Linked DNA regions of Homo sapiens: all the other regions are linked to region 4. Evidence: chromatin contacts called from ENCODE Hi-C data. All regions are on one chromosome and are shown on one strand. The core of a region is the stretch at or near the end of the contact, and the rest is flanking DNA. Distances in the headings are between cores, read along the strand shown.

Region 1 (5,303 bases), core at 1,155-3,654, 1.2 Mb after region 4:
CTTGATAATGGCAGAAAGTGAATGAACTGCTCAAAATGATAGCTCTTTAAATTTCCTTTGCCAGGACTGCTATCTGAAAGATACATTGGTATACAAATTACACATAGAGAGTGTGGTTCTCAAAGTTCAAAAAATTTCCTATTTCTAGGTTTTGCCACTAAAATCTTGCATGTCCTTGGACACAAGTGACCTTTAAAATGGGAATAATTATTTTGGACCCATCAACCATATAAAGCTAGTCTGTGCAATAATGGGTGTAAAATACTGTTAAAAAATCAAAATATGTTATTTGAATGTGAAGTAATAGTTCATTTTTATTAAAATTAAACAATGTTTTCTTATATGAGTAGTGGCAGTAATAATATTATGAACATACAAGTAACACAACAAGTATTTTAAGCACAATTTAAAAGTAAAGTACATGCTTTTAAACTCTGGAAGTGTATTTTTCAGTATGTGCTATGAAATTATTTTCAAATGATGCAATAATAAAATTTAGTGAAAAGATCTCAGGATTATTTTATTATCTTGTCATTGTACAATTAAAGAAAGTTGGAGGTATAAAAACTAAGTGACTTACTCTAGATGTCAAAATTGCTTATTTACAAGATTGAGACCAGAATCCAGAGATCTTTACATGCCATCCAAGGAGTAAAAATGATTCAGATAGTGAATTTTTCCTGCTTATTTGGTATGTAAAGACTGGTATTTTAAATATTAAATTTCATGTCATGACCTCCTTAGCACATCACTCTCCTAGAGTAACTTACCATGGACAATGGATTGTAAAAATCAATGAAAAACATGAAGATAACTGGTAGAACACAGGTTACACAGCCATTCTTACACAAGTGAAAATGATTTGTTTATAGCTTACTCCTTGGTTTCTTGGAATTTTCTTTTTAAAAAGGCAACAAGTATTTGTACTATCAGTTAGACTTAAAAAAACATTCTTCAGAAAGAGAAAATGTATTTGTGAAATCCATTTAGTAAAGTTGAGTGTTTTGAAGGATGTTGCTGTCATCACTATGGGCCATTTGCTAATTCCCAAGAATGTGTATATAGCAAAATGTCTCTGCCTGAGGCAGTCCCTCCTAATGTTGGAGCCAAATCAGTGGAATGGATTGGATACACATAAATGTTTTGTCACCTTTCTAGTACCGGAGAGCTTAAATTGCTGAATCTTTCATTCCCTTTCGTGGCTGAGAAATGTGTGTTCTTTATTATGAAGGGTTTAGGGATTGCATACTGTGTAATAGCTCAGATGAGTGAAAACAAATTTAAATATCAGCAATGCACTGACTTATACTTTACATGTTGCAAATACTCTTAGAAACAGTATGGGGCCTTATTAAGTTTGAACCTCAGGTCTTTCAACTTCCCTGAGAAAAGAGAACAAATGGTAACTGCATGAGAAAATAAGTAACTAACGTTTGTGATTTCCCACTTCAGCTCAAGCCCAGATATTTTTGTCAGTTGTTAATTACAGTCATATTTCTCTAAAGCATTTTCTTTTTTAAGGATTAAAAAAAGGAGAGAAGAATTTCAAGAAGAAAGGCTACACCATGCGATACAGGTTCACATTTCTCTGAGTGGAGAGGAACGCATTGGGGTGAAGGTGATAGGCAGGGCCACTTGCTGGAGAACGGGGAGCTAGCACTTAGATAGAGTTGATAGAAGTGGAAATCAGACTGGGATAAAGTCAAGAGGTAGGGCTAGATCAAGATTCAAAGCAGAAAATGGCAAGAACTCTGGCTTGACAGTAGGGATGTCACAGGGGAGAGATGAGATGAAAACATGGTGGGATGCAGTTATGTTCATTAGGCCAAGAAAACGTGTTCAATATCAAATTCAGTGCTCTTCTCTTTTTCCAGATACTTGTATACGATTGTTTATTAATTCCCTGTGTCTCTAATATTGTGGATCTTCTTCCTGTAACTCATACAACTAGCAGATTTCTGGCTTAAAGACAGAAAGGAAGGGTAGCATTTTTACATGAGGAGGGATTAAGGCAGAGAGAAGTAAATTAATTGAAGTTCCTATAATTAAATTACTAATGGTATCTGCATTAGGGTCACATTTCCTACCCCTTCATCCTGTATTATTTCTAGAATCTTTACACTGGAATTGACCACAGAGCATTGCACTGGATTTGACCACAGAGGTCATTTAGTCCAGAATTTTATCATTTGGTCCACCTTTCCTTGGAGATTAAACTAATGAGCTGGCATTGCACCCACCCACCTTGGCTTTATCCTGATAATTCCTCTCAGGGTGAGTGGTAGTTCCCATGGAGAACACTAAGCAGGTGGTTTTGTTGCACAGTGAGCCCTGGGCTTCCCTGAAATGCCCTGAAGTGTCAGTTACTGTTTTGATTGCTTTTTCATTTTTCTATCCAGACACTTGTTGACAGGAAACTCTGTGGCCACCATTCATTGCATTTAAGAAATCAAACAACCACAAACTGTCACTGTCACTTTCATTTCCTGTCATCATTCATTTTCTTGAGCTGCTGCTAGTTTATCAGTGTAGCTGGATGTCCCGTGCTCCTGGGCATTGGGGAGGAAAGACTGTAGGTATGTGCAGGTGCTGAAAAAAGATGTGAGAGGAACGCAATAAACACTTGCAGCCTCGCTCCTGGCTTTCCGTTTATGTCATTCACCTGTGGGTTTAGAAACGTTTTCTGTTTCTAGGATCAAATGGAAATCCCAGCCTTATTGCTGTAGGATTTTCTTAATCCTTCCACAGTAGTTAAAGACTCTCCCTAGCTTCACTTTGTTTGTTGTAGCTTGTGTAGGAGTGATGCAAGGCAGGCTTAACTGCTTCCATCAGCAGCTCCAGGAGGAAGTTTTGTGATGGTAAGAATTGGATTTTGTTGTCCTTCACAAGGACCTTTCTCCCAGCTGTTTCTATATAAATGTACGTCTCTATAGCTCAGAGAACTATCAGGAAACAGGTGTTTTTCCATTAATAGCCAAGATGCATCAAAGGAAGGAGAAGGTACAGCAGTATGTGAAAATCAGGTGGTCCACGGTTGAATACTTTGTACACAATAACTAATCACTCAAAGCTTATATCTATTTATAATAAAGTCTATAATTACAAGCCAGGTGGCTGTGGTTAGGAGATTGTGGGGTTTTTGAACAGGTTACTTGACTCGCCATTACAGCTTTAGAGGAGATATGTCCACCTGGGTAGTGGGTGATGTGGCACGTGTTTGCCTATAAACAGCACACATGTGCTCTGCCTTAGCTTCTTTTCAGCTGTCTTCCGAGTCTGTGTGCATCAAAGTTGTATTCTACAAATCTCCTTGCTTACTGGCAAATATAATAGCCAGAAAATTTTACAAAAGTTCTATGGGCTTTGAGTTCAGAAGTTTTGCTATACTTTTTCCTGAAGAATATTATGTACAACTGATATAAATTGGAGTTTGCTGATGCAGTATTTTGAAGTCTAAGATGTCATCTGGCCAGTTGACTCTAACTATGGAGTCTTCATTTTTTCCTTACCATGTGCTTCAGAATTCATAAGAGATGATTTGAATAGTGATATAATGACCATGACATATTGTAAAAGTGAAGTTATGAGTAATTTGTTAATTATTTATTGAGTATCTCTTATAACCAGTGACACTTTTAAGGGCTGTGGGGTATATAAATAAGTGTAGGAGATGGTTCCTCTACTGAAAGAACTCTTTTCTCAACTGGGAAGATATGATTCAAAGAGAAAACGTTGCCGCTACTACGTATTCTATCACTTGCTCAGACAATATGTGCTAAAGGTAGTAAGATATGTGGGATTATTATGCAAGGAGATTGTATTTAAAGCTTCATGAAGAAGGTGAGATTAGAAAGATGAAATTAACAGGTAAAAAGAACAATAAAGGGCATTTGGGTGTGGTGATTGTCTTAGTTTTTTATGGCTGCATAACAAATTATCACAAACTTTGCTGATTAAGATAACACATATTTATTCCTTCTCATTTCTGTAGGTCTGGAGTCTGGCTTCACTGGGACCTCTCCTCCATGCCTCCCAAGGCTGCAAACAAAGTGTCATTTAGGCAGCATTACTCTTTGTAACTCAGGATTCTCTTCCAAACTCACATGGTTGTTGGCAGAATTCAACTCCTTGCAGCTCTATGACTGAAGCTCTTGTTTTCTTGCCAGCTGATGTCCAGGGAGCACTCTCAGCTGCCAGAGGCCTCTCTCAGGTCCTTGCCATATGGCACCCTCCATAGACCTCTTACAACATGGCAACTTCCTTCTTTCAGGCAAGCAGGAGAGTGTCTGCTGCTTTAAACCTTCCTCTTCAGGAAGGACCTAGTCTCTCTTTTAAAGGCTTACCATATTTAAGTCCAGTCCACCAATGGTAATTGTTCTTTCAATTAACTCAAATTCGACAGATTAGTCAACCCAATTAGTATTGGGAGTAAAATTCAATCATTTTTACAAATTATGCACACATTCAATTGGATGGGATTGCACAGGGGGTGCGTGTACAAAAGGAAGTAGAAATCTCAGGGACCATCTTAGAATTTGCATATCATAGTGACAGAAACAATGCAACATGGAGTGGTTTCACATAGTGTGTTGGGAACATGGTTAGTTGCACAACATAACTGAAGAAATCAATTGTGAAATAATTTTGGAAATGCCAGTTTGGAAAACACAAACAGACACACACAGACACACACAGACACACACACACACACACACACACACACACACAAAAATAAGTACCTCAAATCTTTAAGCCATTGTAATGGGTTATATTGTCTTAGCATTTAAAATGAGAGTGCAAGGGACCTACTGTCCAATAGACTTAATAATCTTGAGACATCTTGTCAACTCTTCCTAAAAACTCTGATAATGACTATAGTTTACCTGTAGCTAGGAATTTTTCATTATATTGTAAAGGGTTGTGAAAAACAAAAAAGAAAAGAAGAATAAGAAAAGAAGAAGGAGAAGAAGAAAATAGGAAGAAGAAGAAGAAGAAGAAGACGGAGAAGAAGAAGAAGATAAAGAGGAGGATGCAGTGTGGTGAAAAGATGAGGAGGAGAAGGAGGACAAAGTAACTATGCATGATCCTCCAAACCTAAAATATTTATTATGTGGCTGTTTATGGAAAAAGATGCTGTCGCCTGACTCTAACTTCTAAGCACAAAACCCAAAGGCAGTCTTCAACTTGGACATTTTAGAGGATGAGTGCTAAAGAAATTACCTCAAAGTTTGTGTTAAAATGCAAACTTTATGTATTGAAAGTTTATATTAAAATCCTCAGGTCTCACTTTAAACTACAGCACT
Region 2 (5,822 bases), core at 780-3,279, 1.1 Mb before region 4:
TCCCAACAGGATGGAGTTTGAAAGGTTAAGAGCTAAGAAAGATCATGGTTGCCTACCACACACTTATTCTACTTTTAAAAAATATTTTACTTGACATTTTCACCATTTAAGATGGCCATGTGCAGTGATAATAACTGTATTACAATTTACCATGCTGCAGACTTGTCAGACTTTGTCAGCAAATGCAGCAAATACTCCAGATTCCCTGCTATAAGTTAAATAAATGCAAAAACTTATTATCACATTTCCTATATATAACACCTGCCCAAAGACAATGTTACCCAATGGGGTGGCTATGGTCACATTCCTTTACTGTGATCTTCCTTTCTCATTATATTTGACATTTTTGAAACTGAGTTTTATTGCACTCTCTCAGCTTACAGAGTGGTCGGGGAAATTAGACTTAATAGAGATGTAAAAGCCACAGGGAGAAAACAAAAGGAAAGTGAAATGGAAGGAAACTGAAATTAAAATGCTATTTTGGTAAATGGCTGCTGTGGTGGAGACAACAAACAATTGCAATGCGAGTTAATTACTGACCTGTCAGGAAAGTGTGACGCGAAGGTTGTGGCACACATTACTGGAGCTACCAGGACCACAACTCATTTCCACAGGGGAACAGACTTGTTCTACCACAGATCAACATAAGATCTTTCCAGGGGATAGAAATGAATTTCTCGGAGAAATACTATTTATCTGTGGAGTTGTCATGAGCTCTTAGCAGACCTGGAGAAACAGCTCCTCTAATACATGTAGAGCAGGGAATGGGGTTGTGTCACCAGAGAAAGTTTGTGCATGTTTAGGCAGAGGGGACCTTCGCTCCTCGTGGTGGACCTTCGCTCCTCGTGGTGGATGTGCTAAATATACAGCTCCCTTGCCATGGAGTGAAAACTCAGGCTAACACTCATGAAATGGGAATTCCCTGGGTGTATGGCCATTTCTTGCCTCTGAGATTTTACTCACAAAACTCTCAGTGGCAACCTATGTCTTCCAGAAGCATCCTTCTTTTAGGGAAAAATATCAAGTACCTATCCAAATCTGAAACTCAAGGAAGACTATTCTCAAAGCAAAAATCCCTGAAAATTCTAAGATTGTGATAAATTTGATCTTTTTTTAATGAGAAGAAGATACAGGGCTTTTGGGAAATAGAAATATGATATTTTTAACCCTAAAATATTATATGAATCTCCAAGCATACTTTAATATTAGCCTCAGAACACAGAAGAAACATTGTTTTCTTTCTGCCTCTAACTTATAATAAAATATCCATAGTTTATTTACTCTAAGAAATATTAGCAAAGGTGAGTTACACATTTTTAAAGTAAGAAAATTGGTCAAAGACATTTTCTTCTTTGCCAGGCTACATACACTGGCATAAACTAGGTTCCATATTTGTTTTTCATTTATACATTCAACAAACATTTAAGTCTCTATTGTTTTGTCAGGAAGCAGAGGAACATTTATAAATGATTAAACAGAAAGACTTGCATGATACATACCTAACGTGGCTACACTATGATCATTTTATCTGCCAGATTTTCTTTACATTTCTTGTTACCTTTTCTTTCCATACACAATGTCCACTTGATTTGTGGGTCTATGGCGAAATCAAGGATGCTGGGGGGTGTGGGCCCTGAGTGCCATCCTAGAGTTATTCTGAACAGAATGTGACACCAGGGGATGGTGTTCAGTATACCCAAGCCTACATTTTCTCTACTCAGCAGCATAAAGATTATATCATAGTGCCTATCCAGTTTTTCCCAGCTCAAAAATTACTTAATATATTTTTACTTTTAATGCTGTTGATGTGAAAGAGATGTCAAAAATACACATTCTAACTCAAAAGGGCAGGCTGCTGAGCTTTAGTGTAGTTAACAGAATGCAACAAATAATTGGGAGAGCAGCTATGAAATTTATGATTAGATGAAATATCATGTTCACTCCTATTTGCAGTATGAGTAGGAAAATCAAGCCCAGAAGCCCAGGACACCATCGAACCACGTAGTTTGAGCAGAGCCAAAGTTCGTGTTGCTCTTATGAAGTGCATTCTCATTACTGCTTCCTGTTTTTAAACAGGATTGAAAGGAGAACTAGTGCAATATCACAAGGTATTCTTGCTCTTCTGTTGGTACACGTAAAATCAGGAAGTCTAGAGAATAGTGAAGCCAGTCTTAAGTGATTTACATTTCAATTTCTAACTCAGGGATATTTATTTGGAGAGTTTAGTAAAATCAATGGATATCTCAAACACATGCAAAATGAGCCAGTTCTTCAATATTTTCATTAGTCATTCACCAGTGCTCTGTATGCCTCCTGTAAGAACATAAAAACACAAGGCATCAAAGTTTTCTCTAACAAAATTTAATAGTAACAATAATGATGATGACATGAGTGGGTAACGTGTTCTAGGAAGAACAAGGGGAATACTGAAGAGGCACATAGATCAAGCAAAACCTAAACTTAATATGATTTGAAGTTAATAAGCCTGATATTACTAAATTACATAGAAATAAGCATAAGCAAATATTATTGATTTTACAATCTACCAAATCTAGAAAATTGAAGGTCAGTGAGGAATGAAAACATGGGTGGAACAACAGAATATAATTTAAGATTCCTGTGAATATTTTTGGAATAATAATGCAGAAAGACTCACAAAACTGGAGTTCCTCGTTCTCTTTGAGAGAACACCCTGAAATTAATACAGATATTCCTGGAAGAACAACCACTCCTAGGTTCTGGAAGCCAAGTCAAGTTGGACTCTGGGGTATGAGGGTTTCTTTTGAGTCGATGTTGAGCAGGCTTTGCAATGGAGTTTCTTCCCTAGAACCTTATTTCATAAAGGCTAAAAAATAAGACCACCATGGAAGGGATATTGCATCATACAGCTCTAGGAGGCACCATTTTCCAGAATGCAATGTTAATGTCCCATCCCCAGTCACAAATCCTACCACCTCTGAATTTATGTAAGGGCATAAATAGAGTGGACTGATCAATGCTCTTCTACTCTAAGATAGTTCTTTCATGTAGCCAGAAGAGTTTCCAGTTTGAGATTCAGTTAAATGCTTCCTTGAGAGTTAAGGGAAAGTCTGACTGATATAACATTGTGTTAGCTAGTCTAATCATACCCCTCCCATATACATCTAAGTGATTCAGAGGTAAGAAAGAATGGATGATGGAAATTTTTATAAATTTTGACACTGTAGTTAGATTAAGCCTAAGTGAATGCTGCAGTGGGTGCTCTGGCAGCTGAAATATGAAAAGGATTATAGGGTGTCTACTAGAGAAAAAACTGTTGGGATGTAGGCAGGGGGAAACTGGGGAGTTGAAAGGGAATAAAGAAAGGGCTCTAAGTGGGACCCCAAAACAACTTGCAAAATATGGCCTAGAAACAGCCCTGTCTAATTGGAATGAGAGGTTCCTAACGGGATGAATCAGAGGAAATCGTCTCTGAACCCACAGGTACAGCAGTCACAGGTCCCACAGCCACTGGCACAGCTGTCATCATCCTGTTAGATTTCCATCCTCAACTGTCCTCCTTCTGTCCGGCAGCAGGGCTCTGCTTCCCTCTCAATTCATCTCCATTCTCAATTCATCCACAAAAAAACATTGTGTGTTATGTACATCCAGGACAACACACATTCTCTTCCTCAGAGTGTCTAGAATACCAGCCCCTCTGGTACTGGTTGGGTTAGAAGGGATGGGACTCTCAGTCAATCATTCAGCCAGATGAAAGATAAGCGAGATGATCAGATATCCCCACAGAGAGGTCAAATGCTACCTTCTCTATGAAATCCATTGTTTCTTTCTTTCTTCGAACTTCCCTGGTACTTTATGTCCCTTCATGACATATGTCAATACCTACCTTATAATATCCCAGGTATCTGCACACCTTTGCATTGCCAAATCCTTTGCCAGAAATGTCCAACCTGCACTGACTTAGCTCTGATGTAATCTGATCTTCTCTTGCAGACTTCCTCTCTCTCCACCTCCCACTTCCACCTGAGTTTAATGCCATTGCTCCTCTCCCCACCTGGGCACTGCCCTATTCTCAGTTAATTATTGATTGTTTCTCTATTGCCCTCACCAAACTCTGGGGCACTTGATAAAGATTATCTCTAGTCTCTAAAATGGTGCCTGCCACTTAGGAGAATCTCAGTAAAGGTCGAAGGGGTATATGTATGTTTTCTGTTGATAGAAATCTTTAAGACGAGGTTTTGTGTCATTTTTCTCTATCTTCCCAGAGCAATATAGTGGTCTGCAAAATTAGAAATCCCCAAATATTTAACAATAGAAGAACAATTATGAAATAGCATCAAGTCAATGACCTTGCAGAGCAAAGTACGTGGGAAGCAGAATAAAGAGAACAAACTTAGTGGAGGGGGTGTCAACAAAATGTAACAACAGGGTGAGATGGAAAAGGAAGTGAGGGCTGGAGGAGAGACAGTGAGCAAATTGAGAGAAATAACATTAACATTGTGGTAGAGAGAGAGATCCGCCTGATGGAAAGATCTAAGAAAGCAAAATCTTGAAAGTATTTTCTGCAGCTTGTCCCCATGAAAACAGAGGTGGGGAAGCCAGATAAAAGGCTTTGTAATGAATCCAGCCTTTTGACAGTAGCATATCACTAGGCAAATTATGGTTTGATTGTGAAATCAATATAGGAATGCAAATTTTGATTTGACACTGAAATTTGTCCAGCTTCTGAGGAAGCAACATGTCCTATAAATGGTGTACGGTTGGGCTATGTAAACACCGTGGCTAGATGCTCTTGGCCAGAAGAGAGTGGCTTCAGCCTGAGTGATTTCATCCACCAATATTACAAACACACTGTCCTTAGAGTTTGAATCTATTGAATAATGTGGGAAATCAACCCTTGAAGGCACTCAGAGGAGAAAATATTTTTCTAGAAAAATATATGATTTTCTTCTTAATACATACTTCAAATTTTTATTTCATACTTATTGAAAAAAACTCTTGCATTCTCAATTAGATAATTTTGAATAATACATTACTCATGTAAGCATATAAAAAGGAAAATAAGAGCAAAATAAATTGGCTAAGCAATTGCTAAAACAACTTTTCTATAAACATCTTCGTGATTTATTACTGAAGAATCATAAAGTGCAAGTGTTTAAAGTATACAATTTGTTCATTTTTAACATGTGTAAATGCCTATGAAACCAACACCACAATCAAGGTAACAGACATACCCATCATTGCCAAAACTTTGCTCAATGTGATCCATACTTGCCTCTATCCTTTCCCTAAGGAATTACTGATCAGCTTTCTGTTAGCATACCTTAGTTGGCATTTTTGAGAATATTATATAAATGAAATTATATAATAAATCTTCTTCTTCTTCTTCTTCTTCTTCTTCTTCTTCTTCTTCTTCTTCTTCTTCTTCTTCTTCTTCTTCCTCCTCCTCCTCCTCCTCCTCCTCCTCTTCCTCCTCCTCCTCCTCCTCCTCCTCCTATTCCTCTTCTTTTTTTTTCGGTTTCTTTCACTCAGCGGAATAGATTTGCAATTCATCTATGTGGTTTTATGCATCAATAGTCTGTTCCTTTTTATGGTTTATTGTTTTCATTGCATAAATTAAAATGTGTCTATCTGTTCACCTGTTGATAGACATATGGGTCTTCTTTTGGGAATAAAATACCTGCTCCTCCACCTCTTTCTGCCTGCCTGTTTTACTGGAAAAATTATGAGTCTCTCTGATCCTCATTTTTTTCTTATAAAAATATGGGTTTAATGGCTATTTTATAGGAGTTTTTTGAGAATCAACCATTGAGCACATTGCTTAGCACATAGTAGATACTAAG
Region 3 (5,695 bases), core at 2,942-5,441, 1.1 Mb before region 4:
ACAAGAGCCAAGACCAAAATCATTTAACTTCTGGTGATAAAGGAGGAAAAACAATTCTGTGTGATAAATTTATCTGGACCATATATTTACACCAGATTTAGGTTGCTGGAACACAGTGCCTGCATATATTTTATTTTGTTCATTTTTGCCAGATTGCTTATCAGAATGGTTTCAGTTTACATTTCCTCCAGCAATGTATGAGAGTTCCTTTTTCCATACATTCTCAGCCAGATTTTTACCATTTCATTGGGAGCCAACTTAACTTGTATTACTGTAGATCTTGTGCATCTCTTCACACACTGGTTGGATATCAGGACAATCCTATTATTGAATTACTTATTCAACTCATTTTCTTATTCTCCAATTGGGATGCTTATCGTTTTCCTATTGGTCTGTATAAATATTTTGTAAAGCTAGATATTTTCTACTAGTCTCTTATTTTTCTATAATATTTGTCTATGTATTTCTTTAGCAGAAATATATAATGTATAGTGAAATACACATATTTTTGCTCTTTTTCTTTTTAATGTAGGGACACTGTTTAAGAAAGTTCCATTTTGCAAAAATATTTTCCTTCCTGTTACTGTGTCAACAGCGTGGTTTGACCTTTCAACTGTGGTTTTATCCATGTGAGGTCCATCTTTCCCTGTGTCTAATGTAGAAGCCCAAATCTATTATCCTCTATTTAGTAAGTATGTCTCACCAATATTATCTGATGAAACAGATCTGTTCCTTTTTGTTTATCTATGATGCTATCTTTGTCATATGTCAAGTTCCCAAATAAATACGCTGATTTTCTGAGCTGCTCCTTGGCCCAGCATTGAAATGTTTTTAATTCTGTGATTTGGACCATGTCAATCTAACATAGAAAATCAACAGTCCTTGATTTTTTGTTTGTTTCAAAATGAGCTTAGGTATTCTTGGACATTTGTTCTTCTAGGAAATTCTGGAAGGAGCTCATTGCATTCTTCAAAAAGTCCAGTTGGAATTATAATTATGATTTTATTGAATCTATTTGTAGAATAATTTAGGTAGATTGATGCATTTCCACTTTTTTTAAAAATCTGTGAACATAGTACATTTCTGTTTATCCTGATCTTCTTTTAATTTCTTTGATATAGATTTAAAATTTAGAGAACTTTCTGGAGACTTGATTTTATGATTCCTAGAAATGATTCCTACCTTCTAAGTTGATCATTCCAGTCAGTGAAAAGGCAAAAGGAATACCAGAAGTAAAATTTTTCCTGAGCACTATTGGCTTAGAGTTGTGCTGCATGCCAAGTGGTTAGGAGCTAGCACAGTAATTGAGAAAAAGGGCTCTGAGGTCAGAGCATCTGCGTTTGACTCCTGGCTCTACTCCTTACTAGTTTGGGCAACAAAGTAACCTCAGTTTCCTCATATGTAAAAATAATACAATAATATTGGCTAGCTCACAAATTTGTTGTGAGGATTAAAAGGCAGAATGAATGTAAAGTGCTTGGTACAATGCTTGGATTATGGCAAACATTCAAAAAATCTTAGCTACTAAAAACAGTGAGCATATCAAGCCACAAGTGTCAAGGCACTGACCTGTAGCCTTAATCATAGTAAGTACCTCTCCTTTTAGAAATCAAATCCAGGGCCGGGCACAGTGGCTCACGCCTGTAATCCCAGCACTTTGGGAGGCCGAGGCGGGCGGATCACCTGAGGTCAGGAGTTAACAACCATCCTGGCCAACATGGTGAAACCCCGTCTCTACTAAAAAAAATAAAAAATTAGCTGGGTGTGGTGGTGCACGCCTGTAATCCCAGCTACTCGGGAGGCTGAGGCACTTGAACCTGGGAATCACTTGAACCTGGAGGCGGAGGTTGCAGTGAGCCGAGATCATGCCACTGCACTCCAGCCTGGGCAATAGAACGAGACTCTGTCTCAAAAAAAAAAAAAAAAAGAAAGAAAGAAAAGAAAAGAAAAAAGAAATCAAACCCAGGCATATCACACTGCCTAAGGGGCTCACCTTCCACCTTATACAAAGAAAAGGGGCACTTGTCTCCATTAACTAATTGTTGATGCCAACAAATATTGTGTCACCCTTAAGCAGGTATTTACATTTATTTATTACCATAAGGGTATATTGTTATTTTATATTTTTCCTAGTCAGATGCCTGATGTTAGTATCTATTTAAAAGGAAAGGCATGGCCGGGAGTGGTGGCTCACGCCTGTAATCCCAGCACTTTGGGAGGCCGAGGCGGGCGGCTCATGAGGTCAAGAGATAGAGACCATCCTGGCCAACATGGTGAAACCTCGTCTCTACTAAAAATACATAAATTAGCTGGGCATGGTGGTGCATGCCTGTAATCTCAGCAATTCGGGAAGCTGAGGCAGGAGAATCCCTTGAACCCGGGAGGCAGAGTTTGCAGTGAGCTGAGATCGCGCCACTGCACTCCAGTCTGGCAACAGAGCGAGACTCCGTAAAAACAAGCAAACAAAAACAAGGAAAGGCCTAATTTATTTTCCTTGTCCTAGACTTCTGAGTCTAACTCAGATTTACAAAGGCTTAAATCAAGCAGAATGTACTGAAGTTCTCTGATGCTTCTTAGGAGTTATCAACATTTCCCAGCTCATGCTAATTTATATATCTACAATTCCTTATGATATACAAAATATATACATCTATTTACTTATCGTGTTCCCCAAGATGGATTTTTTTATGCGGATGTTTCATTACATGGATAAATGAACTAAATTTCAGAGAACTTAAGTAACTTGGCCAAGGTTAAGTGAATAGCAGTGTCAGAATTAAGCCCGGAATTCTGCTTTCCTCACTTTTAATATTATGAACTTTCCATTTTCTCTTCGGTGTTAAGGAGAAGCATTCAGTACAAATCTTCAGGACTCTAAACACTTAAAAAGGTCCTTCCTGAAATGAGAACTGACAGTGAATTCTAGGGTCAATCTGAAATGTGATTTTTAGAAAAAGATCCCAGAGAAATTCAGTTAACTGATAGGGACATGCCATCCCTAACTTGGGCCATATCCACCAAATCTATTTTTAAAGATTGACTTTTAGTATGCCAAACATTCTATACCACTGAGCTCTATTACACAGATTTCTAGTCTAATTGGTTTGTATGACAAGAGATTGTGATTTAACTCTCTCATATATTTGGAAGGAAAGCTTTTCCTCTCTTCCTTTTATGATTAAGCTGCAAATCTCACAAAACCAGCCAAGCCTGAAAATCCAGGAGCTTATTCTTGAACTCCATGGCTCAATAAAGATGCACATCCTAGAGTTATTTCTGAGACCCCTTACAAATATGTCTTGGGTTTGTTGAAGTTTGACACAAGAGGGCATTCAGCAGCATGCCAAAATGATATTGTTTGGATCCTTTATTATAATATATATTTTTTTTCTTTTTAAGTCAGACCACACAAAGAATCACTCAGCTAGAGCAAAAGCTCTTCAGCAGGTTTCAGAACTGCTTAGGAAATTGCCAGAGTGGACACATCCGTATGAGAGCCACAGTCACAGCAAATGCCACAGGGTGTGTTCGACGAGCATGATGAACACCTGCCTTTTCCCCAGATGCTCAGATGGCGGCGTGGCTCTGGGCTGTGTTTTCTGAAGTTCTAATGCAACCCTCCCAAGGCCTGATGAACCTGTTAACTGGATCAGGTTTTGGTGGGTCCTTTCATGAATGAGGCAGAGGCACCAGCTCTGTGAATTGGAGGTGGCTTCCTTGCTTCCAAAGTCAATATGCAGAGTGTCCTGATAGCATGGGAGCATCTCAAGCGTAGCCAGCAGAGTAGACGCTTCATTTTTCAGCCCTTGCTAGAAGGCAGAGAAAGAGGAAGTTTCTTCAGTGCTTAGCAGTCTGCTCCTCCCACTGATGAATTTTTAATCACACATTTTCCTCCCTTAAGTTAAAATTGATAAAATCTCTATACATGTGTCTTGTTTGACAATTGATAATAACATTGAAAAATAACAATATTGTTGACTATACAAGGCAATTTCTTCAAATTGAGTAATGATGTGATGTGTGTGGTTAACTGTCTCTACCCAGGAAGTGGTTTTATTTAAAAGTTTTGTGCTCACCCCACCCCCCGCCTTTTTCTTCCCCCAGTACTGAAATTAAGCAGCATCCAACACAGGCCTACTCTTACGACATGTGACTTTACTGTTTTCCGTTTTTGTTGAAAGAGTCATTAACAGTTAGGAGTTGATGGCAGTTTCAATAACAGGTCATTGCCGAGAAAAGGTAAGTTTTAACTTTATATTGTACATGAAATTTAAACTTGAACATGTTCGGCAGAGTTTCCTACATTTTGGTGTGAACATATAAACATTTCTACAAAATATGACGCTTTTACCTGTGATTAAAACATTGGCTGGTTTCCTTTGATGTAGAAAAGAATGTTCTTTTCATATTTGCAGCTGTCAAATTCCAATGTCTTTTACTAAAATGTTATAATAATAAGATGATTTGCTAAGATTTTGTACTAAAATGTTAAAGACAGAATAAGTTATAAAGTTTTAGTTTGAAGTGCATTTAAAAATAACTACTAGAAATAATGTGAGACTTTGCACCTTTAACCAACTGTTTTATAAAAATATGTATTGTTCAACATCCAGATAAGGAAAGAGAAAAGGGTATAACAATGAGAAATAGCTTGAATTTCAGTGTGAAAGATACTCACTTTAAAGCATTGTATTAATGTTAGCACTAAAAACCCTTAAAAAGGTTACTATGTAGCTAATTAAAAAGCAAGGAGCTTTTAAAATGTAAAGGAATACTGTCTATCATGACACTTGAAATTTTTTTTCTAAATTTCATTTAAGATATAGGGTGAAATGAGTGTAAGTTTCTAATTCATAAGCAAACTTTTATATTTAAAAAAGAAGTCACAGCTGATTTCATTGAAGGTTACTCTGAGAGGAGAGGCAAATTAGAGGTATACTTTTGTTATTTATGTAATTATATAATTTTCCTTCTTTGAAATATTCCAAAATAATAAACCTTAGAAATGAAAAGGATTTGTTAGTCCTAAACTGACATGTAATTTTCTTTTATATTGACTTCTTGCTTTTACAGAATGTCTTTGTGTGCTGTAACATATGTGCAGAAAACATCAAAATATTGCTAATCTCAGAGACAAATACCTAAAATAAATCTGACTGTAGATTTTTGAAAGAATTTTAATAACAGCCCAAGATATGATCCATTCTTCCCTAATATTATTTTTATTGTGCTGCTGGATGGGAGAAGTGATGGCCCCCACAACACCTATTTTTTGTGTTATTAAAAAATGGTTACAGGGTTGATAAGTGGCAACAATTTTCTTTTCTTTTATTGTCTTCTATTGAAAGACACACATAAATGTTTTTTGACATGGTCAATTTAGTAGGAAATTATTAGGCATAGTAGTACACTCCATTTTAAGACCTCTTCAATTGTCAATACTGAAGCTAGCTACTTGTTGACTATTAAAATGATCACAGAAAAATAGAGATTAGGACTTGGTGTTCAATACATTTTTTATTGTTAGCATGTAAGAAGACCCTGGTAATATATATTTGCTTTGATATTGTGATTAGATTTTCAATTTGTTGCATTTCCTCACAATGGAAAGCATTATTTAAATCTGTCTTCAATATCGTGGTTCTGAACCTCTGCATCTATAGAAGCTGTATAATTCTGATAATTTTGGTTGATA
Region 4 (5,320 bases), core at 2,462-4,961:
GACAGCAGCCTATACCCACCCAGCATGTCACAGAAATCTTCACTCCAATCTCAGAGTATGTCAGGGTCTTAAAGAGTTGAGACCAGGAAATGACGTTAGGGACAGCTAGCCAGACCTGTGAATTTCAGAGATGAAGACAGAGTAGCTATTCTAGAAGACAGTATCACTACCTCATTATCTCTACACTTCAAAATACATATACCTAGATTGAATGATAATGTTACGATACAAGCTCTGCTTGTAGAATATAAACCTGACAACAAGTAAATGAACAGCGTTTCGTTATCTCTTTAAAACCTGGCTGACAATACTGCACACTGTGTACCCTTAATATAAAGAACCACGTTCTATCCAAATTCTTGTCAAGTTCCATTCTATTAAAAGAATTTCATTTTTTGCTTCCACAGATAAATCCGATCAACTTGTGCTGTCAAAGAAAGGGGAGAAGAGGGTACAGGTAGCCAGCCTCCAAGACAGCCCCCAATAATCCTCACCTCAAGGAATTCATGCCTTTGTGTAATCCCTTTGCTCATACCAGGGTTGGTCTGAGTGATCAACAGAATGCAGTGAAAGTGACAGTGTCTGTCCTAAAAGATATTACAGCTTCTTCCTTACTCTCTTGGATCTTCCTGGGGGAAGCCAGCTGCCAGCTGCCACGTTGTGAGGACACTCAAGCCATCCTAGGGAAAGGTACACAAGGCATCTTGCCAAATAGCCAGAATCAACATAACAGCCATGTGAGAGAGCCATTTTCTAAGCAGATCCTCCAGGCTAGTCTAACTTTCAAATGACTGTCACTCTGGCTGACATCTTGATTGCAGCTTATGAAAGACCAAGAGCCAGAATTACCCAGGCTGCACTCCAATCCCTTTCTAGCATGCACTCTAACTTCCTGTATTCACAAAGCTCAAGCTAAAAACATTTCTCAGATGCTCTTGCATCACGCCTTCCACAGGGAACCCAGGTTCAACCAAATCCATTCAAAATTTAGAAAGCAGAAATGAGCAAATCAAGGAAGTAGCCAACTACAAATGAGATCAAATTTTGTAGTGAAGGCATTTTGTTCTTCTGAAACAACTATGTAGATATGCTACTAAATGATCCCTAGTCTCATAGACTCTAAGTAGCAAATGGCAGTGGAGTTTTCTACTAGAATAGTATCATGGGGTGTTTCTCATGGCTTGTGCTGTTCCTAGCTATTCACAGTCAACTTTGGTTCCTTGGCACTTCTGCAAATTAAGTAGCATGTGATACATCTCTGTATGCAACTCAAACTAGCTGTTGCCTGCAACTAAGAACCCACTCTACATATGAAAATTCTCCTGTCTCATAACACTTTCATTCCTATCTCATGGTTGACCCTCTTTTCCATTATGAAACCCTCTACCTGTACAATGAATCCTATTCATTTATGCTGTTTCTAGGAACGTGCACTATCTGGTTTCTCCCTTTCTTCTCCACTGCTTTCTTCTCCTTCATCAATAACACAGTTCTTCCAACCCTACCAACTATCCCCATGAAAAAATAATAATATAAGCTCGTTGTTTTTGCTTCAACTTCCATTCAATGCTTGAATTACCATAACTTGGCTTCCTTAGCCATCACTCTACCAAAACCACTATTGCTAAGGCTGGCAAGAACCAATTACTTATTCTCATTCCTCACTCTACTAGACTGTGGCATTGGCACTCCTACCCACCACACCTCTTTGAAACTTTAATGATAACAAGATTATAAACCTCCAGCCTCAATGAAAGAATCTAGCATCCCACCTTCACACATCATCATCACCCATGCCCTCTGCACTTCTGCCACCAGAGACATACAACAAATAGGCATACAGAGACCATTTCAAATGCTAAGGCTATTCGAATATTCTATTTCTTGAGGGCCTAACTGCTTAGACAACCAAAAAGACAGATATACGCACTGTTAAAAAAAAGAAAAGAAAAAAAAGAAAAAAAAAAGAAAAGTGGATGCTACAAGCTATCAATATAGAAACGTATTTCATTATTTTCAGTTATTTAAGGAAAAATAAATGTTTGGAAGTCAGAGATTCCAAAAGAGCAATGCTACAAAACAAGTGTATAACCTCTTAAAACTAACTTCCCAAAGCTAAAAGTTCATTATTATTTGTTTAACACTTGCAAGCCAGAATATCTACAATTGCCAACCTAAGCTAGCATCCGTGAGTCCTCTTGTTTTGAATGTAAGGTTTTCTATGACATCTGTCATCTCACTAACCAGAAGTGATGCTGCTGACTTTGACTGGTGGGGGGTGGGAGGGGAGTTGACCCATTCCTTCCTCCCTGCTAAAGCTACAATCTCTCAAAAGGCTGGCCTCCCAGAATGATGTGAACTAAGCTTCTTTGGTTAGGGGTGTACCCAGCCCTTTTCTTTAAACTGCTCAGAAGACAGAACTTTTCAGAAAACCCACAAAAAAATGGCTTATTTTCATTAATTTGCTTTGTATTGCCATCATTCATTGTCTTCATTTTTAATTCAGTGATATTTATAGCCAAATGAAATGAAGTACAGTCAGTTTTCCTCAATCTGTCTCAGTCTACTCTTCATCTTCTGGGACCCAATTCATGTGATCCTTTAACAACTATTTATTTCACACCAAACTAGTTATCTCCCTAAAGCCTACCAATCTAGCCTCTGGGCATATTTCCTAAATAAAAGCATTAGATCTCTGTAAACCTAAAATTTGCATACTAAAGGAACAAATCAGCTATCAAAAGGCCTAGTAGTATATAGCAGTTGCTCACCGCTAAGCAGAGTTTAAAATTCATTTCAATTTATTATTTTTTAAAGAAACAGCAATTGACTTCTTCCCTTTGCAAAATGCAGTTTAATGGGCCTAGTTAAATTAGAGGTAATAGTGTAAAGCAAGTGTTTTAAATTGGTAAATTCTAAACCTTTTAATAAAAGTACATCAGTCAGAAGTTTTAATAAGACTCAGCAGGACAGAGAAGAATTAACAGTCTGTAGGAATCAAAAGGGGTGATAGGCAATGATAACCTTAAACATTTGCATAGGGATTTATAATTTCATTGCTTAAAGGTTAATGAAATTATGTGGTATTTTGCCCACTCTTATCCAGTAAATGATTTCATGCCTTGATTTGTATATATTTACCAACTGAATCCTATAAAGAAAAAATGACTCCTTTATCAATTAATCTACGACATTTTTACTTATACACTTCTGGGTGCACAATTATCATTACCTATTCTAACCAATAACTGGGTCCTCTAAAACACAATGTAAGGTTTCCAAAGCATCTCAGAAAAAAGAACAAAATCAGAATTCTGAAAGTACATTAAATTGTAATGTGACTGCTTTTTTAAAAACTAGATATATTCCTTTATTTACTTTATACTTCAAGTCTACTATTGCTAAATACTGGCTTTTGCCAAATATTAACATAAAATCCACCCTAGAGATTGATGAAGGCATTCAGGATACACTGAGGGTGAAGATGGAGAAATGCAAACAGTCCACACAAACAAGTAGAACAGGTTAAAACAGTAAAAGGATTCTAGGCCAAAGCAATTGTTTTAAAACATAACAGCATAAAAACGACACACTACTGAGGCCTTGCCTCACTGAGCACCCAGGAGGGTGCAGGGTCAGCTGCTTCACTTAATACCCAGTTCTAAGAAAAAAACTGCAAAGAGCCTCACTTAAGCAGAGTGGTGCTTCCTACCCTGGCTGCACGTTAGAATCCCCTGGATAGCTTAAAACAAAAACCTAAAAATCCACACTTAGGCCCCATAACCAGAGATTCTGGTTTCATCAATAATTTATAGACACTACTCAGGGTGATTTCTTGATTTCTTAGGTGCAACTAGGGTTGAGAAATATGCCAGAAAGCACTGGTTCTCGAAGTGTGGTCCCTGGACCAGTAGCAGCAGCAACAGCAACAGGAAACATGTTTGAAATGCAAATTCTCAGGCCTCACCCCAGACCTAGTGAACCAGAAACTCTGGAGTGGGGCCCAGTGTTTTAACAAGTCTTTCAGATAATTCTCAGATGCACTATGTTTGAAAAACACTGCTTTAGAGTAAGAATGGCCTGGTTTTCAATTTTCTCTCCACAATTTACTAGCTATATGACCCTTGGTCAGCTCTCTAAACTTCTTCCCTCACATGCAAAATAAAAGAGTTAGCTACCATTTCTTTAACGTCGAATGTGTGCCAGGGTATGCCAATAAGCACTTTATATACATTATATAATTTAACCCTTACAGGTTTGTCAGATAGATATCATTACCATTTTACACCAAAAGATGATGAACCTCATCCAATATCACAAACTAGTAAGCAGAATCAGAATTTAAACTCAAGTTTTTAAAATTCCACAATTACTGCTCTTTCCCTATTCCTCAAAATATTCTTGCTGATCTTTCTTTTTTATTCTTCTTTCCTTTCTTTTCTTCTGTTTTGTCTTCCTTTCTTTCTGTCCATCTTTCTTTCTGTCTTCCTTTCTTTAGGAGGAAGCTTATCTTGTTACTATAAAGCTAGATATTACCTAGTGTGTAAGTGTGTACAGTATTTACTATGTGACTACAAAGTACTTAGCATTCTACCACATGCCAGAAAGAAAAGAATTAAAATACAAAAAAAAAAATGAAAAGAAAGAAAGAAATCATAGTAACGAAGCTATGAGCTAGCTGGAGATAGATCCATTTTGCAAAACATAGGGACACATATGATTTCATTCTTAACTGGCAGGTGGAAAACAGAAATAACTCAGAAATTCATGAGATTGGAGCTCAGAGACCAAGGCATGACACCAGGAAGTGGAAGTTTGACTTGCTCTGAAACAAGGAGTAAAAAGTTTCTCCAGCACAGGAGGAGAAAAAACAGCTAGAGAATATAGCACAATAGAAAATAAAGCTAAAGTAGTTAAATGGGTCCAGATTGTGACTCAGAATAAGAAGAGCTTAACTTTAGTACAGTAAAAGTATAAAATGTTTTTTCACAGAATATTTTTGATGAACTGATAGTAAAGAGATAAAGTTAAAATCAAGTCATAGGAACTTATCCTAGAAAAAATATGAACCAAGGGTTATGCTGAAAAAAAAACAAGCAGGAGAAAAAGTTACTTCTATTATTAAAAGTGTTAAGTGTGATCCACTCTTTACTGTTTCCATGGGCTATTCATATCCATTACATAATATTTTCAATCATCCACTAATCCAACCAACACTGACTGATCACATTAAGCTAGGTATCAAGGATAAAAAGTAAGCTTCTGACTCAGGGCACATGGAGCAGCTTTACATAAGAAACAGACTGCCAAATGTTTTATG
Region 5 (5,846 bases), core at 1,663-4,162, 1.4 Mb before region 4:
ATCAGCCTGGTAGTGCAGCCTTGGATTCTTACATAAAGAGTTTGCTGATCTGAATTTAATTTAGTTAATGATCCAGCAAGCACCCATTTTAGTCTACTAAATGCTAGATACTGGCCTAACTATGGCGAAAATGCCCTGAAGAATAAGAATAAAGTTCATGGTTCAAGATTACCTTTTGAGAGGACAAAACTTTCCCATATTTCCAATAATCAATTTTTAGAAAATAAACTAGATCTTAATTAAAAAAAAACAAATTAACCAATTCAGTAGATATTTATTTAGCTCCATACATAGGTAGAGCTCTGAGGAGGATAAAATTAGTCTTTTCCTCTCGGAAACATATCATTTTATAAGCAGGATGCCATACCTGGAAATTAATAGACAACTCGGAATTGTACAACAGCTTATTCTGGCAACACTTTTTTTCTTCCTGTTTCCAAAAGGAAGGAATGGTATCTCACAGTGTTCTCTGTTTAACCTTGACTGCTGGCCCTGTAGCGGGTCTTGCTTTCACCCCTCCCCGCATGACTCGTTCTCTCATAATTCCCTTCTGTATTTAGCGGCCTATGTTATTATACAAGTTTTGCTCCCCATTACATCCCTGGCATTTCACTTTGTGCTTGGTACAGAGAATATGCTTAATACTTTTCTTGAATGAATGAAAGTGTCAACTGAAGAATGACAGGTTCATACATTTGGAAAGGAGAGCTTCATTTCACATAAAGGATTGCAGCCTGCAGGGTGATCATTCTGACCTCTGAAAAGTATAGCCTCTAATCAGAAGCTGGAAACAGACATTTTGAGGGAGGAGCAAAGGAAACAGAAATTTATGTTGAGCAGGGTAGCTGAATATATATATTCAATAAGCTATAGGGGAAGCCATGAATATTTGTGAAAGGAGAAATGTGCACATGCACAATGGAGTTTCATGCTTCTCCATGGGATCCGTGTTCAAAAAATGACAGCATTAATACAATCTGAGGGGGCAGTTTTCAGCCCAATGTGAAGCAGAGGACATGAAAACCTTTACTGCACATTCTCCATAGACTAGCCAGAAACATTCCATGATCAGTATTTTCTTTTTGTTCCAAACCACAAAAGAGAGGGATAACACCAGGTGATGGTTGATGTCATTGGTGTAATCTTTTGAAATGACTGGTTTCTTTTTAGCCATAGGGCAGAAAGCCTAATCATAGTTAGTGATGGAGCGGGTATGTGTTCCACTTCCTATCCTGTCATGGCCAAAAACTTAGTTTTCAAGTTTACTCTGGGATCCCCTTGGCCAAGAGCGTGTCCGTTCAGTTAATCTAGGGGCTTGGGATTTTATTTTTATTCCTCAAATGTAACAAATTTAAAGAAAGAAAGAAATTTATAAAACATAAGAAATAGAAGTATAGCTTAGACCTCCAAGCAAGTTCTTTAAAGGTGACAAGTTAAACAGTAGTTTTTAAGATAATATTTTGATGAAATTTTTAATCATATTATTACAAGATTTTAGAAGAAGCAAGATCTTGTGAAAACAAAACCTTAATGTCCATATCTAGCTCTCTAAATCTATAGTCAGTCTTTAAAAGAGTGACACAAAAATGACACAGATCCGCCCTCTGGTTCGCTCCCCATATATTAGAGCCTGGTAATCTTCCAAAGTTTTTACAGCATGAGGCATACACAGAATAGATGCAAAAAAAGTACACCTTCTGAAATTTCCTGAATGGATTCAAACTTTTACTATTCTAAGTTAATCAATTGGTAGTCTACTTACTTTATAGGATTATTGTAAGGATAGGATCAATGAAGTGAAATATATTTTATTTTCACTGGTCAATTACTCGTATTAAAGCAATTTCATGCACTTTATCTCCCTCTCTTGGAAACTGGAGAGTAGTACTTTTTGTCTGGTTACTTAAGATTAAAAAAAAGACAATATGTCACTTTTGACTTGAGTGTCATGGTATCTATGGCCTTCAACCTGCATGGTTTTATCGTTTCAGTAATCTTGGGAGGAAGGTATTATTAAGTTCATTTGATAAATAGGAGACTGAGCCTCCACAAGGGTTAAGTGAATTGCTCAGGGTTATACAATGAACACTTGATAGAAATGATTAAATGACACTTTACTTGATTTGTTGTGGGTTACTAAATAAAGCATAGGTGTGCATAAGTCATTCAATTATTCAAGCACATTCTTCATCCCTAGTCCTAATATCGAAAGTCTTTGCTCTTAGTTTTTATAACTACAAGGATATTCATCAAAAGACCCAAGCTCAGGAATAAGCCTAAAGAGGTAGTCAGACTAGAACAAAAGACAATTCACAGACTTAAATGAATAATTTGCATTAATGAAGTTTGCCAGGCTAGTTTCCACTTGAATCTTCAGATCTTTCTTCCTTCATTGTCTTGTTAACTGTCCAGATTTATTACCTAGGAGTTTTTGAAAACTCACATATTAGGCAATAGAGTGTATTCTGGAATTGAGAGCCTATTTTAAACTTTTGACTAAAAAGTTTACCCATTAAATGTCATAGATTCAACCATCAGACTGAAAATCCTCAGTGTATTTGAAGGAGGGTATTGTCTCAAAAATCCAGAGCTCAAAGTGAAGAAGAAAGGCAAAATTTGGAATTTAGCTCTAAGACCAACTCATCAGTTCAGGGGTCAGAGATTTATATAGTTAAAGGACAAGTGTGTGTTTACCTGAGTTTAAAGAGCAAAGTTGCCTCTGGAAAGAAGCCCTCACTGGAGGCTCTGGCATTTGAAATGGTGGGCAGGAGCACATGTTGCTTAAATTTCTGACAGTGGCTGGAGATTACCGATTGGTTAGGGGAGAGGAAGTAAAGTAAAATATTTATAAATTCTCCACTGGGTGGAGTCTGAGCAGTTCTTTGAATTTCTCACCCTAAGATCTGGCCTGTACATTTTCAAGGAATTCTTGAGAGGTTCTTGGAGAGATTCTGGGAGCCAAACACTCCATTGGGATCCTAGCTGGTAAGCTTGAGGCGCTGATAAAAACTCTCTACCCTAATGTTTACTCCATGTTTTTTCCAAATGAAACTTCTGTCAGCTAGAATCCTTGTCATAGTGTTTTAGAGGTTTTTTTCTGCTACTCTCTTCTTTTTTTATATATATTCTTTTTGTAAATAAAAATGGTATGACCTTCCTAAAGGCCCCACCTTTAGAAATGGGTTAAATGAAAAGATCTTTACTAATGTAATAGAAAAGAACTGATGAACATAGTGCACTGAATATGGTTACATTTGACAAACCAAAGTTAGTCCTGTTCTTATTTGAGTTTAAGCGGTAAGATTAGGTCAAACTCCAGACGAGGGAAAGATATTCTTAAACAGATTTTAAGTCCTCTGTTTTCTGGTAACTTTAATTGTCTTATGCTGCTAGTAGTCATATTAAATATTTATTTAGAGAAGTGAAAATGCCTACTCTTGAACAGAGTTTCTTCCCCTTTCATTTTATGAAACCTAAGAAAAGAAAGTTGATACACTTTTTAAAAATATACTAGATTTTCTTTTTTCCTTTCTGCTTTTATTTTGAGGCCAGTGGGGTGTTATTTAGTAGTAACACTGAAGCAAATGTATTGATTTTCTTAACGTGTTCAGCAAGTAATTCATATCCTAGATATGAAATATACACTCGTAGCAGAGTAATGTTACCCATTTCTCAATGATATGCTTAAAGAATCTTGCTCAATATGCATATTGTTTTTCCTTTTTTCTTTACTAATGAAAAACTACACGCTTTCTCAACATATTTTTAAGTCAGGTTCTAAACTTTGAACTCCTATGTACAATTTGCTTATTTCAGGCATGAATGTGAAACTGTGTAAAGATTAACTACCAGACACTCAGTCATTTATTTAACTATTTAGCCCTAAATCAGTGGGTGACTAGGAGATTCTGAATTCTGTGATTTCGTTAAAATCAATCAGTTTTTAATTATTATACAAGCTTTTTACTTTAAAGTTGTAGCTGTCTAAATAAAATTGTGAAAGCACAATTTCCAAACCTAAATCGAAGGCACATTGATGCTGTCCATCAGAAGGTATTGATAATTTAAAAAAATATTACAAACTATCTTTTATCTTTTTATAAAGGACCTAATGTCATTTGAGCTTAACCATAATCCTTTGAAGAAAGTAAAATTTAACTTTAAATAACATTGACATACAGAGCAGTTAGGTGATTTGTCTGAGACCATATGGTATGTATGTCCCCCGTCTTGATAAAATTAACACTAAATATGTAACATTTGAAAATTTGTAAAATATGTAAAAGTTGAAGTTTTTAAAAGTTTGGATTTAAGTTCTTCCTTTCAGAATATGAGCATGTCACTTTATTTGCAAACTAAACATGGCATAACATTATGGCTTGTGAACACTAATTGTCTTAGCTGCTGGGGTGAATGCAGAATTAAGCAGCAATTAGTATGAGTGAATAAATTGCATCCTTAGAGTGAGTGCACTATGCTATTCTGGGAACTAAAGACTATATTTGAGACCATGCGAAGTTGTGCAAGTGGTGGAGTAGGGCAGGGTGCAGTCATTTGGAAGACTATGCCCATCAGGTATCTCAAGGTACCCCAGATGTGACAGGCCCAGGAGCGGAACCAGCCACTTTAACTTTTGCCTGGCTGAAACTGGACTGGGAAGGATGGATTAAAAAGGTAAATCAATTCATACGTAGCTTGTGGTCCTTTGCAGCTTAAGTGTAGGACTGAAAAAAGAAGCCAAAGAAAAAGGGAATGAGCTGAAGAAATACACACACGTACACACACACATCAGGAAGCAACAGGCAAGGAAAAATAAAGTGAGAGGTTCAAGGCTTCGAGGAGGAATTGAGCTCTGTGCATTCCATTCATGGGCTTTGCCAAAGACCAGCACAATGGACTCAGCATCTCAGGCATGGTTAAGTACCCTACTGTGCACTCTGCTATCCTTTTAGTCCACTGGTTTCTACTCTGTCTGTGCCAGGTTTTCATCTCAATATAGAGGAAAAGGATTCTGATGCCTCAGGATTATTACAAGCATTAAATAAGATACAGATAGAATGACGCTAATGAGTATCATTTTTAAAATAAGGAAAGTTGAATTTTATTCAGAATCTGTTGGTAACAAACTAATCTCTTTATTTAAGTAACCCCACTTAGAGTTTAAAGTCACCTCCAATCAACTCAAAGGGCTGACCTCCCAAAGAAAGTCTCAAATATAAGGCAAGCTCTCTTGATTCTGAATTTCATTAGAAATGTTTGTCTAAGTCTTTCTCATATGGTCAGAATGAGAGAGGGTGCCCTTCTAGTAATATGTCATTATGTCAAATAATTCATCAACCAATTTTGTTTATTCTCTCGAACTGCCACTTTGGCGGCAGGGGTACTCTGTCTAAATGAGATGTCTATAAAGATAAATTAAACATGATTCAGGCCCCCAGGTAGAGTTCAGTTCAGTAGGGTAGAACAGCAACTCAGTCCAGCTACCATCAGTAATATGTTTGTAGTAAGACTAATCTGATAGTAAGGCAGAAAAACATCTCATGGAATTTTAGGAATAGCCAAGAAGATGGGTCCCCTGGAGACTTGCACATAGCATGTTGCATGAAGGATTCAGTGACTTGCAAGATGGGCTTGTCTTGTCACCTTTTCAGGAGACATAGCTGTTCAATCCCTTGCCATTGTGTAACTAAGTGACTCTTACTTGCTGCTGGAATCACTTCATGCTTTTCATGCTTTAACAATCAGTGGTTCTGTTTTACTTTGAAAAATGAGTCATTCTATGACAGTATTCCTCCTAGACCCTAGCATTTCATAGCTTCTATCTATGATTATTTTAAATTCTAGCT

What was found. A loop is a pair of places that touch in the nucleus more often than their neighbours do. Pooled maps may share reads with other maps.
Region 1: a loop to region 4 is called in a map of OCI-LY7, with 9 times the contacts of the local background. The contact joins two enhancer-like sites. A Hi-C loop is called at or near these places in 1 of 168 maps with a recorded cell type or tissue (OCI-LY7), 1 of 37 single-sample maps with no recorded cell type and 5 of 50 pooled maps.
Region 2: a loop to region 4 is called in a pooled map, with 2.8 times the contacts of the local background. The contact joins two enhancer-like sites. A Hi-C loop is called at or near these places in 2 of 37 single-sample maps with no recorded cell type and 3 of 50 pooled maps.
Region 3: a map of OCI-LY7 shows a loop between it and region 4 (3-fold over the local background). The contact joins the promoter of ARHGAP15 here to the enhancer-like site in region 4. A Hi-C loop is called at or near these places in 1 of 168 maps with a recorded cell type or tissue (OCI-LY7), 3 of 37 single-sample maps with no recorded cell type and 5 of 50 pooled maps.
Region 5: a loop to region 4 is called in a map with no recorded cell type, with 4 times the contacts of the local background. The contact joins the promoter of KYNU here to the enhancer-like site in region 4. A Hi-C loop is called at or near these places in 4 of 37 single-sample maps with no recorded cell type and 3 of 50 pooled maps.

Annotation. Positions count from the first base shown.
Region 1 is chr2:145,409,232-145,414,534 of GRCh38, forward strand. No RefSeq gene overlaps it. Among named protein-coding and RNA genes, the nearest start is that of LINC01966, 530 kb to the left of the region's middle. RefSeq lists an enhancer at 3,009-3,168. Within about 2 kb of position 2,405, at least 3 of the 41 ENCODE cell types and tissues checked have a DNase peak (open chromatin) inside an H3K27ac peak, as active enhancers do; they include OCI-LY7, where a contact is called at or near this core.
Region 2 is chr2:143,148,427-143,154,248 of GRCh38, forward strand. All of the region lies in intron 1 of ARHGAP15 (Rho GTPase activating protein 15), which reads left to right. Among named protein-coding and RNA genes, the nearest start is that of ARHGAP15, 22 kb to the left of the region's middle. RefSeq lists an enhancer at 380-439. Within about 2 kb of position 2,030, at least 6 of the 41 ENCODE cell types and tissues checked have a DNase peak (open chromatin) inside an H3K27ac peak, as active enhancers do.
Region 3 is chr2:143,125,228-143,130,922 of GRCh38, forward strand. ARHGAP15 (Rho GTPase activating protein 15) reads left to right here and starts at 4,192. Exons shown (of 14, transcript NM_018460.4): 1 at 4,192-4,239.
Region 4 is chr2:144,237,225-144,242,544 of GRCh38, forward strand. All of the region lies in intron 1 of QTMAN (queuosine-tRNA mannosyltransferase), which reads right to left. Among named protein-coding and RNA genes, the nearest start is that of QTMAN, 93 kb to the right of the region's middle. RefSeq lists a silencer at 2,198-2,277 and an enhancer at 3,725-3,804. Within about 2 kb of position 3,712, at least 4 of the 41 ENCODE cell types and tissues checked have a DNase peak (open chromatin) inside an H3K27ac peak, as active enhancers do; they include OCI-LY7, where a contact is called at or near this core.
Region 5 is chr2:142,874,752-142,880,597 of GRCh38, forward strand. It overlaps KYNU (kynureninase), which reads left to right and starts at 2,913. Exons shown (of 14, transcript NM_003937.3): 1 at 2,913-2,985.